Regions from separate parts of the Homo sapiens genome. Here all the other regions are linked to region 1. A link is a contact called in ENCODE Hi-C or POLR2A ChIA-PET data. All regions are on one chromosome and are shown on one strand. The core of a region is the stretch at or near the end of the contact, and the rest is flanking DNA. Distances in the headings are between cores, read along the strand shown.

Region 1 (2,845 bases), core at 150-2,649:
GTAGGATTTGTCTAGTAGTGGCAAATTCCCTCAGCATTGGCTTATCTGGGAAAGGCTTTATTTCTCCTTCATTTTTGAAGCTTAGTTTGGCAGAATATAAAATTCTTGACTTACGTTTCTTTTTTCTTAAAGGAGGCTAAAAATAGACCCCCAGTCTCTTCTGACTTGTAAGGTTTCTGCTGAGAAGTCCACTGTTAGTCTAATGGGATTTCCATTATAGGTGATTTGACACTTCTATCTAACTGCTTTTGAAATTTGTTCTTTCATGTTGACCTTGAATTAATCTGATGACCATTCTTTGGTGAATGTGCATCTTCTGTAGTATCTCTAATGGGTTCTCTGAATTTCTTGTATCTGCATATCTACATCTCTAGCAAGTTTGGGGAAATTTTCCTGAATTATTTCCCTTAAATATGTTTCCAAACTTATTTTTTTTCTTCTCCCTCAGGAATACCTATAAGTCCTAGGTTTAAATAATCTTACATTTCTCAAAGGCTTTATTCTTTTTTAAAAAATTGTTGTTTCTTCTTATCTGGGCTAATTCAAAAGACTAGTCTTCAAGCTCTGAAATTCTTCTGCTTGGTCTACTCTATTGTTGAAGCTTTCAACTGTTTTTTGAAATTCCTTTAGTGAACTTTTCATTTCCAAAAGTTGTTGTTGTTGTTTTGTTTGTTTTTAATATATCTATCTCATCTTTCATCTCCAGAATTACTCTTCTGGTTTTTTTGTGTTGGTTTTCAACTTTCTCTTGGCTCTCATTGAGCTTCCTTACACTTCATATCTTGAATTCTTTATCTGTCATTTCAAAGTTTTCATTGTGGTTAGGAGCCATTGCTAGAGGGCTAATGTGGATGTCACAACATTGTTTCTTCATGGAGCTGGAGTTCTTGTGTTGGTTTCTTCTCATCTGTAGAAGCGGTCACTACTTATTTTTGAATTTACTTTCATTTGCTTGGTATTTTTTCTTCCCTCCCCCACCTTGAGGATGTGACTGTTCTGTATGTTGGTTAAGTTCCTTTGTCTTGGCTTCTCTGTAGTTTTAGGGGGCCAAGGCTTTTATGAATTACTTGGTTATAGATAGCTTTAGTGTAGTGGTTTTCTCAAATGCTAGTTGTTTGTAGGTTGTAGTAACAGTGTGCTGGACCAGTGGTCAGACTCACTGTCTCCTACAGAGAAATGGGGAGGTGGAGGTTTCAGGAGGCTTATCTCATCCCCCACCGCTGTATACTGTCAGCAGGAATTACTTTGAGTTATGCAGTTCACCCTACAGGCCAGTAGGTGGCGCTTGCAGTTGAGAGGCAGTTGCAATAATAGCAGTGGAATTTTTGGCCTTTGTTGATGTGGGGAAATACCAGGGTTTCCCTGGCCATGGGCGGGATTCCCAGGGATCCCGTCCTGCACTCTGCCACCACCCTGGCTGGGGGCGGCAGAGCTGGGTATGGCTGGGTCTGGCAAGCCCGTGACCAGGCTCTCCAGGGCAGGTACAAGCACCAACCTTGGCGGGGGTCTAGGGACACCTCTCAGGCCACTGGGACAACCCTCTAGTGTGCAGCACAGTTGCCTTTCCTGCGCAACAGAGTCTCTTCAGTAGGAGGAGCAACTGGGATGCTTAGCCCAGCAGGTAGCCCTGGAGACTGCCAGCTCACACTCCCCCAACCCTGTGGTTCTCCCTCCAGCATCCAGCCCTAGCAACTGGCCCAACCAGCTAGGCTTCTCCCAAGTCATCCGCACTGCCCTGAGCTCCTGGTACTCAGGACCTCAGGACTCCCTGCAACGGAAACCAAGGCTATCAGGCCACACCCTTCTGGGTCTGGTCTCACTAAGGGTGGGGCACCCGGCTCCCATGCCACCCCTTGAACCTGCGCCACACTCTTTGCTGTGTTCAGACAGTGGGGGCTCCTCCAGTATTTGAAATCAGGCCACAAGTCTCATCTCCATAGCCCTGGGCAGTGTGCTGCGTCCTGGGGAGCTGAGACCAGGCCTCAGGGTCAAGCCTCAGCTGTGGTGGGGGACACTGAACTGCTCCCAGGCTAACAACAAAACACTTCAGGTGGGACAATGCAGGCTATTAAGCACATTTTTTTTAAGTAGGTTTGAGTCACTATAATTGAACAGGATTATTATGCGTGTTCTCTTTATGGTGAGTAGAGCCATATAATCATGTGTAGTGCTTCAGTTATCCCTTATATCAAGAAATAATATCATTAATTTAAAACAGAACTAAAAATAATGGCAGAATTACATTCCTTTTTGGTGAGATTAATTTAGCCTACCCTGGTTGGTTATGCCCTAGTCTGAAGTAAATGTAATTTACCCCAAACCTCCAGGCTTCAGGGTCTGCCCAATTTGAGGCCTTCAGGGCCACATGGAATCAAAAGCCTTTTTGTGTGAAGCCTTGGAGCCCACCTGGTACACGCTGGGTAGTGGGTTGCAGTGGAGAAGAAAGGCAAGCAGAGCCAGGGCGGGGAGCCCTGGTTAGATCCTGGCTCCAGTACTTTCCACCTCTGTGACATCGGGCAAGCTTTCTGCCTTCCAGAAATAGCTCCACCTCCTGTCAAAGGGGCAGAGACATGTGCGTGGAGTTAAGGCTTCCTTTGCCTTCCTGGCACAGCAGTCTTCCTGCTTTCTCCTCAAGGCCCCTCGGAGGCCAGGTAGGGTAGGGTAGGTCACCCAGAACAGGATTTCATCCACATGCACAACCTCATATCACGTCTTCGGGACCTTTTGCCTGCTTTGATAATTTCTCTTACCCTGTGAATGCCTCCACTTGGCCCTGTGATTACAACCTGGCTTCTCCAAAACATTTACCACGAGTATTTACCAGAGTTACTAAAAACTCCATTTT
Region 2 (2,853 bases), core at 292-2,791, 330 kb before region 1:
AAGCTAATGAAGAGGTGGCGGTCAGCCTTCTCCACATGGAAACCCCTTAGTTTCACTGGCCATGGCCAGAAACCTGCAGTTGCTTCCATGTTTACCTGCTTCCCACCAAGGGTCCCAAGTTGGAAAGGAAAAGAGAGAGGGAGAGAGAGAGAGAGAGCCCCTGAATGGAGCAGAAAGGAAAGGGAGAAAAATGAATCCCAAACTTTGGGCTTATCTCTTCCTTCTGGCTGGCTCGCCAAAATATGTTAATGGTGGAAGGTGTCTAGGCTCTTGACGTCCTCAACAAAGAGTTGGACAAAATGCACAAAGCAAGGAGGGAAGGGTTTTATTGAAAATGAAAGCACACTCCACAATGTGGGAGCGGGCCTGAGCATAGGGGATCAAAGGCCCTGTTACAGAGGTTTTTTGAGTTTAAATATCCACTAGAGGATTACATTGGTGACTTGGTGTACACCCCATGTAAAGGGAGAGGATGAAATAAAGTTACAAAGTCATTTATAGTGTATGCCCTATGGAGAGGATATTTCCTGTTATAGCTCAAGTGTGAACTAGCCTCATATTCTCTGCCTCCAGACCCTATTTTCCTGCCTCGTTAGGACAGCTATGTTATTGTGGCTAGGCCAGAAGTTCCTGCTCATCCCTCACTGTGGTGTAAATGCTACAACATCCTTCCCACTTCACAGATGAGCAAAGGCAGTCTCAGAGACATTGAGAGACATGCCTGGGTTCACACTGTAAAGTTTTTGCAACGCAATAGCTTAAACATTAAAAATATTGATTTAACACGTTACCATTTTTTATGTCAGCAATAAGGGAGATTTGCATAAAGGAGTCAGATGTTCCTTGTACTAGTTTTCTGTTTGTAATTTTTGTAGCTTTGACATTATCTCCAAATTAAAGTTTACAGAAAAAGTGATCATGTTTTGACTCCCACTAAAGCCAGCCCTCGGGCTCCATGCTTTTCATGCATTGTCTGCAATTCTCCTATGGCTTGCACGTGGACATCAGTCCACTCCACAGATGGGGAAACTGAGGCTTGGTGTAGGTGGGCAACCTGCCACAGGTCCTGATGGAACTGGTTAGGCGTCTGCACCCAGGTGCCTGTGCCTCCCAAGCCCATATTCTTTCCATCCCCTTGAGTGGCCTCTGTAGTCAGTCTTCAAAGACCTGTCCTTTAGGGTTTAAATAAAGTGTTCACAATTTGGGACTCAGTTGTCCTGTGTCCCCAGATTTGGAAACCTCTCCCTGTTTGGTGCCTTCCACCCTTCAGAAGTCAGCTCAGCCTCTCTCTTCAGAAACAAGATCTGAAGTCCTCATTATCCAGCAAAGATGAGGAGGAGGAGGAGGAGGAGGAGGAGGGGGAGGGCCAAGAGGAGGTCTCAGTGGCTTCACTGATGACAAAGAGGCAGCTGGAGGCTCCCTGAAGAGACCAAAGCCCAGGAGCAAAGGCTGGAAACCTTCCAGAAGCGGAACCAGAGCCAACAATAGAGGAGCAGCAATTAAAACTCCACTGGCCTGGGCCCAAGGGGCGGCACCTCCCAGTGCCTTGTGCCTGCCTGGGGAGGTCCTGCCTGCGGAGATGACTCAGCACAGCCCAGGGGCAGGCCTGCAGCGACCTGTGGGGCAAAACCCAGAGCAGAGGTGGGGCCATTCAGCACCACTTTCCCACCCAGCTGAGAGCTGGCAGACCACACCAGGCACCACCACCAGGCTTCCTGCAGGGCAATGCAGGCACCAAGAGAAGAACCCCAGCGGTGGACACATCTCACTCATTTTAAAGCTCTAAACAGAAGTCGTTGTTTAATCTCCCATTGAAGTTGGATTATCTCTGCTTCTGCTAATAAAAGCTGTCATTTATGGAGCACTTACACCAGCAACATTTTATCAAAGGGAATATGATGTTCCTCATGTTGAAGGTGAGGCTCGGGTCATTTAAATAATTTTCTCAAATCATGTGGCTAAGAGGAACAGAAACTATTGCTTACACAAAAATCTCCTTTATACCAAATCTCATGCTTTTGACCAGTGGTCAGACTGCTGGTGTTGGTCTTCACATGTGCTGCAGCCTACATGGTCGGGCGTCCAGCCCTCCCATGGGTCGAGTCCTCATTCTAATCTATCCCTTAGGGGCTGTGCACTCATCTGGCCACTCTGGTCCTCTTGAAAGGCTTTGCTGGTTGACTCACACTCCGCGGGTTTCCTCCTGAACGGCACACATTTTGGCGGCTCCCCTCCCCTCCTCACCCTCTGGGTGCTGGATGCCCAGGGCTCCCTCCCAGCCTTCCTTCCATCCCGGCCCTCACTCCCTGCCTTGGTGTTCTGGCTCACTTGTACCCATAGCTCTATGGACCCTCTCCCCCAGCCTCTCAGCCTCCCTCTCCAGTCTGGACTCAAGATTGGAATCTCTGCCAGGACATCTTGTAACATCTCAGACCTCTTTTTTTTTTTTTTTTTTTTGAGAGTCTCACTCTGTTGTGTAGGCTGGAGTGCGGTGGCATGATCTCAACTCACTGCAACCTCTGCCTCCCAGGTTCAAGAGATTCTCCTGTCTCAGTCTCCTGAGTAGCTGGGACTACAGGTGTGCACCACCACACCCAGCTAATTTATTTATTTATGTTTTGTATTTTTAGTAGAGATGGGGTTTCACCACATTGGCCAGGCTGGTCTTGAACTTCTGGCTTCAAGTGTTCTCCACCTGCCTCAGCCTCCCAAAGTGCTGGGATTACAGGCGTGAGCTGCCACACCCAGCCTCTGACCTCTTATACTATCTCAGACCTCATGTGCCCAGGCCAGAAGTCTCCACTTTCTCCCCCACACCTGTTTTTATGCCAGTATTTCCCATTGCAGTTAACA
Region 3 (2,826 bases), core at 146-2,645, 380 kb before region 1:
ATCCAGAAGTTTCACTGAAGATGCAAAGGTGTTCAAAGCTGAAGAGTCAGGAAGTGATGAACTTGGCTCCTGCTCATGAGTGATTAGGCCAAGCGCCCAACCGGGGCTCTGGTTAAGTAAGAACAGGGGGAAGTAGCTCCTGCAGGGCTGGCTGGAGCCCACTCTCATTCCTAAAGGAAAAAGCCATGTGTTACAGTGGTTGCACTCAATTTCCAGACCCTTCATATAGATGCAGAGACCTTGAGGAGCATAAGTGAGGTACAAAGGTGAAATTCTCAGCCCGTTGCTGTCCATGCATTGCTGTCCCACCCATGTCCTTAGCAGGGGCTCTCTGGGTCTCCTGAGGACAGGGTCGGTGGCTTCTGCCCAAGCCCCACCCTTACACACAGACCCCCTGCTTCCTCCCCTGGCATCTGGGTACCCCACACTGCAGACTGTGTGGTGGGCCAGCCCTGATGGAGAGACCCGCCCAGGAAAGCAAAGGGCTAGCAAGGCACGCGGTGAGTTGGTGGCAAGACTGTGGCTTCAGTTGGTGCCTCTCCACTCAACTTGGAAAACACCGAGCTATGTGTGTTTCCCCAGACACACCATGTGGACTCTTCCATGCTTTGCACTAGAACTCCTATTCATCCTCCAAAGCCCAGCCACGTCCCATGGGAGACCAGGCATCCTCATGCCGCTGCCCTGTGGAAGGTGGCACCTCAGGTTGCTGTGGCACCTCAGGTTGCTGTGGCCACTGCACACTAGAATCCACGGGCTTCTGTGACTTGGCACTCTGGGGCCAGGTCTCACTCACGTGGGGCCTTTAGGCCTAGGAACACAGTGCTAGCACTATATGTGTTTTATGAAGGGAACTGAGCAGGCTGCAACATGACCTGAGGCAGATTCTGATGGAGCAGAGGGCAGACGGTTCCAGACCATGGGGCCTGGCACGATGTGAGTGGAGGGGAAGGCGGATGTGCGGCACCAGAACAGGGAAGGGTCAGACAGAAGATGGCCTTGGGCTGTCAGAACTCAGCAGAAGGACCAAAGTGCCAGGGACCAACTGCCAGGGTTCCAGGAGGCTGAGAAGGGTTCAAAGAGGATGTACAAGAAGGGCTCCAAGTCGAGCATCCCCACCCCAGTCCTGTCCCAGAGCCTCTGATGGGCTCAGGAAGTCAAGGCTCCTTCCTCCCATCTGACAGCGTCATTACTAAGGAAGGCGGGGACTGATTTTTCTATTTTCCTGCACTACGCCCATTTCCTAATCTGCAGCTGGACCCCGTGGCCAGGGCAGTGGCAGTTTGGTCTCTGTTGTGGATTTCTAGAACAGCACCTCATTCCTAAGAAGTCAGCTTGAAAAGGAGTTTCCTGGCACAGGTTGTCATCATGCAGCTGCTCCCATGCCTCTACGGGGGACTGCGGGAGAAGCTGCATCCCCAGGCTGCCGCTCACCCTCTTGACCAAAGCCCAGGTGGGTCGGCCCAGCAGTGGCCCTCCCCATGCCTTGCCAAGCCTTGAGGCAGTGAAATGGATCAACCCCACAGCCCCTGCCTCAGGTAGAAAGCTCCGAAATGACCCACTCATCCCATGACTAATGAGCACATGCCCGATTGTGGGGAGAAACAGAGCCCTCATATGAGGTATCTCAGAGGACCTGGACAGACTCCAAATTGCAGTGAAGGGGGGTGGCCAGGGCGGGAGAGTGGAGTCATTGGCGGGTGTCCAGTCAAAGGGCACAGCAGGCCAAACTCCAGGCCTGGGCAGGGAGGCTGAAAGCAAGGAGAGCATCGGGAGCCGTGAGGTGGGCGCTCAGAGTGAGGGAGCAGACAAGCAGCTCGGAAGGACCTGTGAGCAGTGAGGCCGCTGGACCTCCAGGACACCCACAGCATGGAGGGAGAGTCACGGGCGCGCCAGAAAGGCTCTGGCCTGGAAATCCCATCAGAGTTTTCATCCCGAATAGTGCATGTCCTACAGCAAACGAGCCTGCCGTGAAGAGCTCCTGTCCCCAAGCTGTGATGTAGGCAGGACATTCACCACCCCAGATTGCCCTGTGGCTGGCTAGATCCTGGATGACAGAGCAAAGCAAGACCAAAGGCCGAGTGGCTGCTCACTGAAGGCTTGTTTTCCAAGTGCTGAGAACAGTGGAATTTTACAACTCCTTCCTGCCCTGAGGGTCTACCTGCCTGTGTGGCATCCTTGTCCATACTAGGGCAAGAGGGCAGGTAGCAGGAGCCACCTCTTCTTCTCCTTCTCCTCTTCTGAGTTTACTTTGCCTTTTTTTTTTTTTTTTTTGGAGACAGAGCCTTGCTCTGTCACCCAGGCTGGAGAGCAGTGGCGCAATCTCAGCTCACTGGAACCTCCGCCTCCCAGGCTCAAGCGATTCTCCTGCCTCAGCCTCCCGAGTAGCTGCATTTTTATCTTCCCTTATATAAATCAGAACCACATGAGTAGTTAACCTCAACAGGCCAGACAACTGGGATTCCTAAAAGTTCTGATGATTCAGCCAAGTGGAGTTCACAAGCCATTCCTGGGACAATGCCAAGACACTGGTCCACGCGCTCACATACGTGGTCTCCTAACATCTGCTTTCCCCATTTTATAGCTGAGCAAGAGGCCCCAAGACATGTAGTTACTTGTCCGTGGTCACACAGCTGTGTTCCCCTCACACTGGTGTGGCCCCAAATCTCACTCTCCCCTCATGGTACCCCAGGAAGTGTTTCTGTCTCAGGAGACAGAGGCACGAGGCATTTTTTTGTTTTTGTTTTTGTTTTTTTGAGACAGTGTCTTGCCCTGTAGCCCAGGCTGGAGTGCAGTGGCGCAGTCTTGGCTCATTTCAACCTCCAC

What was found. Hi-C counts contacts between places; a loop is a spot of excess contacts on that map. ChIA-PET counts read pairs that join two places held with the same protein, here RNA polymerase II (POLR2A).
Region 2: a map with no recorded cell type shows a loop between it and region 1 (5-fold over the local background). The contact joins two enhancer-like sites. A Hi-C loop is called at or near these places in 1 of 168 maps with a recorded cell type or tissue (transverse colon) and 1 of 37 single-sample maps with no recorded cell type. POLR2A ChIA-PET finds 5 or more read pairs at or near these places in 2 of 52 experiments (K562 and MCF 10A).
Region 3: a map of Caco-2 shows a loop between it and region 1 (2.1-fold over the local background). The contact joins two enhancer-like sites. A Hi-C loop is called at or near these places in 1 of 168 maps with a recorded cell type or tissue (Caco-2). POLR2A ChIA-PET finds 5 or more read pairs at or near these places in 1 of 52 experiments (AG04450).

Annotation. Positions count from the first base shown.
Region 1 is chr7:50,631,530-50,634,374 of GRCh38, reverse strand. All of the region lies in intron 7 of GRB10 (growth factor receptor bound protein 10), which reads left to right. Among named protein-coding and RNA genes, the nearest start is that of DDC, 68 kb to the right of the region's middle. Within about 2 kb of position 1,399, at least 3 of the 41 ENCODE cell types and tissues checked have a DNase peak (open chromatin) inside an H3K27ac peak, as active enhancers do.
Region 2 is chr7:50,961,824-50,964,676 of GRCh38, reverse strand. No RefSeq gene overlaps it. Among named protein-coding and RNA genes, the nearest start is that of GRB10, 180 kb to the right of the region's middle. RefSeq lists an enhancer at 1,044-1,559. Within about 2 kb of position 1,541, at least 2 of the 41 ENCODE cell types and tissues checked have a DNase peak (open chromatin) inside an H3K27ac peak, as active enhancers do.
Region 3 is chr7:51,009,125-51,011,950 of GRCh38, reverse strand. No RefSeq gene overlaps it. Among named protein-coding and RNA genes, the nearest start is that of GRB10, 230 kb to the right of the region's middle. RefSeq lists an enhancer at 1,770-2,271. Within about 2 kb of position 1,395, at least 3 of the 41 ENCODE cell types and tissues checked have a DNase peak (open chromatin) inside an H3K27ac peak, as active enhancers do.